Linked DNA regions of Homo sapiens: region 1 is linked to region 2. A link is a loop called in an ENCODE intact Hi-C map of the cell type or tissue named here. Cell type or tissue: ovary. All regions are shown on one strand. Links, peaks and the distances in the headings refer to the core of each region. The heading gives the core; the rest is flanking DNA.

The links. Peaks named below come from ENCODE experiments on the same cell type or tissue, not always from the same donor. Only the 100,000 strongest peaks of a DNase experiment are listed, where the experiment ranks them.
Region 1: a loop joins it to region 2, with 6 times the contacts of the local background. A loop is called at or near these places in 1 of 110 quality-filtered maps.

What each region holds. Positions count from the first base shown.
Region 1 is chr2:23,668,350-23,672,704 of GRCh38, forward strand. All of the region lies in intron 5 of KLHL29 (kelch like family member 29), which reads left to right. Among named protein-coding and RNA genes, the nearest start is that of ATAD2B, 260 kb to the right of the region's middle. RefSeq lists enhancers at 65-682, 683-1,299, 3,578-4,077. In ovary, for the core only: no CTCF peak of the experiment used is centred there; a DNase peak (open chromatin) is centred at 1,772; H3K27ac peaks cover 1,494 bases.
Region 2 is chr2:23,805,224-23,809,618 of GRCh38, forward strand. All of the region lies in intron 18 of ATAD2B (ATPase family AAA domain containing 2B), which reads right to left. Among named protein-coding and RNA genes, the nearest start is that of ATAD2B, 120 kb to the right of the region's middle. In ovary, for the core only: no CTCF peak of the experiment used is centred there; no DNase peak of the experiment used is centred there.

The sequences.
Region 1 (4,355 bases), core at 1-4,000, 140 kb before region 2:
AGGCTCTGCTTTTGAGAGCTTTCCTGAGGAGTGAGAGCTTTTCGGAGTGGGGAGCAAGTCCATGACTGCCCCCACCCCAGCACCTACCTTTGCACCCCTGTCGAACAGGTGCACCACATTGGAGGATGCTGCTCAGAGCAATGTTGCAGACCTTGCTAACGGGAGACAGAACAGTCATACCTCGGCCTGCAGAAGTCCAGGGAGGAGGGAAGTGGTTTCAGAAGTTCCAGGGGCAGAGGGGAACAGATAGGAGCTGAGGGGGCAGCTTCTGGTGGCAGCCGAGGTGGCCAAGCCCACTCCTCTCCTGGATCCACCTTTGCCGGGACAGGCGGGGTTCTTCCTGGAACCTCAGGGAGCCCCAGAGCTTGGTTTGCAGACCCTCCTGATCCCCCAGGCCAGCCAGGCCTGGCTGCAGCCCCCACTCACCCAGACCCTCAGAGGTGCATGGTCCCCACTGCTGCTCCATCAAGGCCCCGCAGGGCCACCCTCAGTCCCTTCCCCTCACCTCCACCCTCCAGAGGCAGCACCCACCCCGAGAGGGAGCCAGCCTGGGCCTCCACAGCAGAGTGTGGGAGCCCAGAGAGCCCGGAAGTGGCACAGCAGGGGCAGCGTTATTCATCACCGAGGCTGAGCTGAGCAGGAAGGCTGTGGCCCATGGTGGGCCGAGCAGCACCTTCCTCATCCCTGGGCCGGGGGCTGTGGAGTCTAGGAGGACCTGGTCCTGTGTGACCACAGGGGACCGCAGACTCAGCTGATGACGACCCCCACGCGGCCAGGCTTCAGCATCTCAGTGCCCCCAGGCCAGGAAGGCGTCTCTCTTCCCATTTGGTCAGGGTCATTCACTCAGCCAGCAGACACCTCTCTGCCCCTGCTGGGTGCTCAGTGCTGGGAGTCCCTGTCCATGAGCCACCCCTGGTCCAGAGAGAAGTAAACAGACTCAGCAGAGTGCTGAGCCAAGTGTGATGGGACCACAGAGTGGCAGCTGATCTTACCGAATGGGTAGATGTTTTCTGAACGAGGGCGAAGGAATTCCCTGGCAGAGGGAATAGCCTAGGTGCCACCCTCCTCTTCCAGGCTCCCACGCAGCCTCCGTTTCCCTTCCACACAGTCCTGCCCCACAGAGTAGATAACTGTACATGCAGAGAAGACTCCCTAGGGCAGAAAGCCAGATTGTTGCATCACTTCTGCCCCCTGCACAGGGCCCGGCACACAGTGGGGGCTCCCTGAGTGCTGGGTACCCCGTGAGCAGCACCCGTGGCCCGTGCTGGACACAGCCTGTTGGGGAGACTGGTCCTTCTCAGCGTTTGTGTTCACGTAGGGGATGGTCCCCCCTCTGTGTGGCTGCCCTGCCACCCCCAGTCAGCCTCTGAGCACAGTGGCCGGTGCCCAGCTCATTTAGAGCTGAGGCCCCCAGAACCCAGGGCTGCAGCCGAGTACACAGGCCTGGCCCCGCCAGCGCAGGACAGCAACTCTTGGGTAACTGTGTCCATTGGATTTGTAAAAACAGGGCCGTGGTATTATCACAGAATCTGGTAGGTTCTGCTTCCAAGAAAAACAGACTGTCAAGTTAAATACATGTGGGTAGGGACCCAAGCAGAGAGGGGTGTCAGTAAAGCCAGAAGCTCAGCTGAAATGGTAGGGACCCATGAAAAGTCCCATGCAGGGAGAATTGAGCCAGAAGGCCCCAGAGCATGGGCCGTGTGCCCAGTTAGGCCTCTCCTTCCTGCATCTGGGTTCTCAGGCGTGTAGATCGTCACGTGGAGCCCAGTGAGTGCCAGAGGCTGCACAGGGCTCTGGGAATATCGGGGGAGGGAAAGGCGGCGGCTCCACCTACCTGAGCTCGCGGGCTAACTGGAAGACAGGATTCAGCAGGCAAAGATCACACACCCAGGAGGAGGGATTGGCCTGGGACGCAGGGAGACCAGGCACAACCTGGGGGTTGGGAGGACGGGGGTGTCAGTACAGCCCACCTGTTGGTCCTTTCTGGGACCTCATGAGACCAGGCCGGGTGCCTCCTCACAAGCTGGGGCACGACTGGACTCGCCGACCGGTGTGATGGGCAGGGGGGTGTGCTGGGCACCGTGCCTGCTACACAGGGGCACCGAAGCAGTGTTCCACCCTTGGCAGGATGAGGGGCTGACTCCCAACTGTTGCATGGTCCCCCCAACCCCCAGGCCTGACATAGGCCTCCTAAGGCAGACCTGACTCCCTGACTCTGTGCCAGGGCCTGCGGCGGGGGGCTGATCACCTGGAGGGCACAATTCCACTTTTCTTCTTTCATGCCTATTAAGATTTTCTAATATTCCTCTAATGATGTGGAGATTAATTGTATAATTTTAAAAGATCGTTAGAAATATGAAAAACTAGAAATGACTCTTGGGCTTTTACCTCCCCTGAAATGGCAGGAGGCAGACATGTTGCCCTAAACTGACCCGGGCCAGGTTGGGCAGGAGGGGTGGGCCCAGAGAACCAGGGGCAGACCTGGTTCTTCCAGGGTCTTCCTCCTGGAAGACCATGAAGGGCACAGAGTGGGCAGAGAAGGGAGGGGTCTCTACACACATGCACGCGCTCTCTCTCTCTCTCTCTCTCTCTCTCTCTCTCTCTCTCTCTCTCTCTCTCTCTCTCTCTCTCCCTCCCTCCCTCCCTCCCTCCCCCCCCCCACCTCCTCCCTTCCCTCCTAACCTCACATCCTCCCAGCTGTGACTCCTCCCTGGATGGGATTCGCAGTGTTCTGAGCTGTCATTAGCTCCTGGCATCTGGGGTTTCCATTTCATTTCCCTCTTTACCTAGGTAACTAAACTGATTGTACTCCTGGCTCTGGTTCACTAATTCTTGCAAATCCTTTAAAACTATTTATTTATTTGCTGGAACTGTGGCTCTCAGAATTCTTGGGAAGTAATGGCTTTTACTGGAGCAGGAGGAGGAGACTCGTGTTCTCCCATCTCCTTGTGGCTCTCTGCTGCCTGCCCCATGCCCAGTTCTCTCTGCGTCTCTTTCCACTCCTTCTCTGAGCCGGCCCGTCACCTGCTGCAGGTGGCTGACTTTCCCAAAGCCGTAGCTGACCAGATCTTGGAAAGATTAGGTCTCCAGGAAGAACACAACAAAGCGAGGTTTCATGAGCACATAGGAATTTAGGCTTTGGGTTTGCATCTGTGGCTGTTGGGCTCCTCATCCCTTATGGAGGAATACCATTTCCTCGTCCAGGTGCCTGTGACCCTTCTATTTCCAAAGCACACCGTTCCTGTGGGTCTGCAGCTTTGGAAGCAGAAGCCCTGAGGCTGCTCACTCGGCCTTTTCCCAGCCAGCCCCTCCCTACACCCCACAACAGCTGTCCACCCAGCTCCCTAGGACCCCCAGTGGAGGCCAGCCAGCCGGGGCCTCCGAATGGAAAGAGAGTAGGAGGTGGTCTCATGAGTAGATGCAGAGCCAGCCACTTCTGGAACCTAGGGCTGCCCACTGGCTGGGGATGGAGGGCAGCGGGCTCCCAGGGGAGACTGCGCCCATGTAGGACGCCAGGGGGACTGTCTCTGTGACGGGCCTGGCTGCACTGCCTCCATTCCTGCCCCAATTCCCAGCCTCATTCCCCAACCTCCAATACATACCTTTCTGCTTCGCTGACAGAGCTGGGTCCTGTGGTTGGCATCCCAGGCCCTGACTGGGACAGACACATGGATATGTCAGGCCTATGATAAATGCGACTTATGGCAGAGCCTGCCCAGGCCCTGGGGGAGCATAGCTTTGCAAGTTCATCACGGCCACCATGGCCATCACTGTCTTTGCATTCCTTCCTGGAACTTTGAAGTCCAGGGCCAGAGCACCCAACCGGCCAAGTCCAGGCCTCATGGCCACACACCAGCTACCAGGGAGCTACCTCCCCTGGGCCCCCACAGTGACATGGCCCAGATCCCCCCATCTTGGGATTGTCCCCAGTAGGAAGGGGTTCCAGTGCTGAGCAGCCAAACTCACCTCCGTCCACTCCAGTGGCTCCTTCCCCATCAGACTTGAGCTCCTTGGGGACAGAAAGTGGTTTCCTCTTCATGGTCCAGGCCTGGCATGAAGGAGGCCTGTAAATATGCACCGAGGTGCTGAGCTAGTCGATTCAGAGTGACATGCCCCCCTCATATGTGTCTGGTTCTCCACTGGAGACAGCCAGCAGTCGCTCCACAGCCCTGCACTTCCTGGCCCCACTCCCGGCCCCTCAGCCCTGGCCACCCACCCCTCCTTCCTCATAAGGCCTCTAGCACCACAGCTGACCATCCCTGCAGCTCTCTCATCCAGCTCCTCACTGTGGGCACCTATGTCCACACTGAGCTGCGTGCTCCCCTGGGACAGGAGCTGTCTTGCTCACCTCTTGC
Region 2 (4,395 bases), core at 235-4,234:
AAATAAAAACTTCAAAAAAGAGAATTTTCTAAACAGTATAGCATAAACTAAAAAGGCAAGGTTCACACATTTCCCAATCTTCCAGATTCCTTCTCCCCAAGCCAAAGCAACCATATTAACAGTTTTTGAGAATACTTGCTTTTTTCACTAATGTCACCTGCATTTTTCAGCCCATGTAAATCTATCTCATTCATGTTAATGGCTAGACAGTACTCCTTTGTATGTCAAGATACACCATAACTAATTTTAGCTGGTCCCACGTGAAGGGATATTCAGTTTGTTTGCCTTTATGTTTCGTGTGGCAATTACACACGACACAGTGACAAATATCCTTGTTCATTTAGCAATGAATACTTGTAGCTAACGTATCTTTAGGAAAAATTCCTAAACATAGAATTCCTGGGTCAAAAGGTATATGTATTTGAAATGTTATTTTCTTTTCTCACACTACACCAATGTGGTACTTGAAATTTTAAAAGATGGTGCCAAATTACACTCCAAAAACATCAAATAAATTTACATTTCCACTAAGTCTAAGCAGTCCACATCTCCAAATGGCATTATCAAGCTTTAAAAAAAAAAAAACAAATCTGATACTTTATTTTCACTTAAGTGAAGCTTAGAATCTTTTCACATTTTTATTGGTTACTTTTTATTTTCCCCCATAAATAGCATGTTTCTATTTTGCCAATTTTTATATTAGATTGCTATTCTTTCTTCTTACTGATTTTAAGGTATTTGCCCATATTTAGAAAACTTGTTCTCAACATATCTGCTACAAATATACTTTTTCCCAGACTATATCTATTAATTTAATCTAAAGAATGCTTTTTGCCATGTGCAATTTAAAATTTTATATAATCAAATTCCTTCATATCTTTATGTTTTCTAGTTTTTGTGCATTGCTTAGAAATTACTTTCACACATAAGATAATAAATATACTGACCTTGTGAATTTTTCCAGTACTTTTATAGTTCCACTGCCCATGTAGAGTTTATTTTGGGCTACAGAAAAAAGTAGGAAATCCCAGTTTTATTTGTTTTGCTTTTTCCCCTACTGGAGGAGCTTGCCAGTTTTCCAAGACCATTTGGTAAATAATCCATTTCTTCCATCTACTGATATGAAATGTCATCGCCATTGTGGTCATAACCATCAAATTCTACTTCTACACAAGTCTAAGCATGAATAGTCTCTTCTGTTCTATTACTTTGTCTACTCTTGCACAGGCATACTTTCTTTATTACTGTAACTCTATTACACCCTTACAATTTTGGTAGGGCGCCCTAATGACACTTTTTCCTCTAGAATTCTCCTTGCTACTCTCATATTTATTTTCTAGAAGAAACAGAACTCTTTTTTTTTAACTTCTCCCCCTAAGTTTTGAGGAGATTATAATTAGAACTGTACTTAATTTATACATTAATTTAGGAAAAAACCTCACAGCCTTTGAATTTAAAGTCTTACCATTCATTAGCTGTAAGCAGTAGCAGTGGCAGCAATGGTAGTAGTAATAAGCACGATTATAACTAACTTTCATTGAGGACTATATGTCAAGCCTATTTGATAACCTCATGGTGTCATCTCCATTTCACAGATGAGAAAATTAAGGCTCAGAGTGTTAAGCAACTTGCCCAAGTCACAACCACAACTGAGATTTTAATCTGCATAATTTGACTTGAGTCTACATTCTGAACTAAAGAAATTTAGCACAGTAATTACAAACAAAGTGTGCTTCTTCCTCTAAAGCTCCACATATTAACACAACATTATCATTAGTATGAAGTCACCATAAGTATTCTAGCCAGGCATGGCTCTCTCTATGCAGATGACACTGTGAAGTATTCACTGAGATATGCCCATCCCAAATCCCCAGACTTTCTTGTTCCTATATAGTGGTTCACTCCCAATGCAGAGATCTGGAGCAATGATCAGATCATGGGAGCTGAGAGTAAGAGGTGATGAGAATATTGACATTTAATTGATATCTAAAGCAGAAAAAACATCTAAGCTTTGCTATTTACTAATATAAAGATTAATAGTAGTGTGTACACACACATGCACACACATACACACACTAGAAAGTACATTCACATATGGAGTTGAACGCTCAACAGATTTTTAACTGCCCAATCAAATACATTTGAAATTTATCTATGTAGAACATTCCAAACCTCTTGCCTCAAAAGAGTTGATCAGAAGACTGAAGATAACAAACAAAATTCTTCGCTTTTGGTTTACAACATAAGCTCCTGAGATCTCAAGGTAGAGATTTTAGTTTCAGACAACCAAATTTTGAAGTCTACAAGCTTGGTTTGAGACCCAAATGCCAAATCTCTGAAGATACTTCTTTGGGAGGCCAAGGCGGGCAGATCACGAAGTCAGGAGATCAAGGCCATCCTGGCTAACATGGTGACACACCGTCTCTACTAAAAATACAAAAAATTAGCTGGGCATGGTGGCACGCACCTGTAGTCCCAGCTACTTGGGAGGCTGACGCAGGAGAATCGCTTGAACCCAGGAGGCGGAGGTTGCAGTGAGCTGAGATTGCGCCACTGCACTCCAGCCTGGGCAACAGAGCGTGACTCCATCTTAAAAAAAAAAAAAATATATATATATATATAATAAAATATAAAATATATACATTTTATATATAAAAAATAAATGTATATAATAAAATATATAAATATAAATATATAAATATATTTATAATATATATAAATATATAAATATTTATAATATATATATTATAAATATATTTATATATAAATTTAGCACAGTAATTTATATATATTATTTATTTATTATATATGTAATTTATTTATATATAAGTAACTATAAATTATAATATATAAGTAATTATATATATAATTATATATATAAGTAATTATATATATAATTATTATATATAAGTGATTACTTATATTATATGTTATTTATATATAAGTGATATATATTTATATATATATTTATATTTATATAAAAATATATATATATATAAAGTAAATATATATATTTACTTTAGGGATATGGGAAGAATACATGAGACTAGCCCAGCTCTGGCCTCCTTAATAAAGATGGCTTCTTCCCCCAGCCAAGAAGATTGATGATACTATGAAAGGCAGAGAGCATTCCTGGTGGGAGACTTCTCTGGCCTTTGGGTTTGGAAACAAACAAATAAGGTATGTCTTTCATATATTCAACTGTCCCCCTCAGCAACTTTTAGTTTTCTTCTCATAGTCCCTTCATATTGTTTCTGCTAATTCCTACGTAAACTTAGTTGCTATTTCAATTGGGACCTCTTCTTCCATTATATTTCTAACTTATTATAGTATTTATAAGAGAAAACTATCATTTTAAAACACTAACTTTGAAAGTGTCCACCTTATGGAATTTCTTTATTGTCTTACATCATTTTTTAGTTGACACTGTAAGTTTTCCATATAATTAATCACATCATAGGCAAATACTTACAAATTCAGTGTATCCTTTCCAATACTTAGATCTCTCAATGTCTAACTGAATTAATCTTGCATGCTTTAGTAATGTTATATTATTCTTTTGATGTGCTACTAGATTTCATTTGTAATAGTTTCTTTATGAACATTGCTGAAATGAGATTGGTCTACAGTTTTATTTTGTATTTCCCTGAAAGATGTGATATTGTTGATTTTGCCAATTTCACAGCTTTCCTCCTATTCCTATGCTGTTGGAACAGTGTGACTAGCATCAAAATGATCTTATCCTTTAAGATTAAAATAATTCACCTGTGAAACCATCTATGTTTAGTGGTTTTAAGATACTTGCTGAATTTCTTCTTCCACAGTGATTGTTTAGATTCTCTCTTCTCTGGGGTCAATTTTGTTGATTTATATTTTTCTACTAAATCATTTGTATTTATTTTAAATGGTACTGAGTAATTCTTTTACTTGCATACAACCTGCAGTAATTTTGTCTAAAAAGAAAAATATGAGCAAACATATAAATCAACATTATTGGAAAACACACCCAGGATGAGTTAAATGTGTCAAACTGGGAGCAAAATACTGGTAGATAGCATTTAATTCAAGGGTTTTGGAAAGAAACCTTTAAATAGGGCTTTAAAAGTGATGAAGTGCTGGTAGGGTGTTCATATCCAGAGAACTGTGAGTAAAAGAGAAACTAAATCAATACTACTATGAACTGTTTAAAAAATGCATATTTCTTGCTACAATGTAGGAAATGGCTTTCAGTTAGATAATTACAGTATATGTGTTAAGTATTCGGAAAATGTAACTGGGAAAAAAACAACAAAATTGTGTGAAATGTTTTAAGTGTTACTACTCCAGTTATTTAACTCTAAAAGTAGGCTAAGTATCGAAGTACAAAGTGGCATTCCTCTCTCTAACTTATTTATT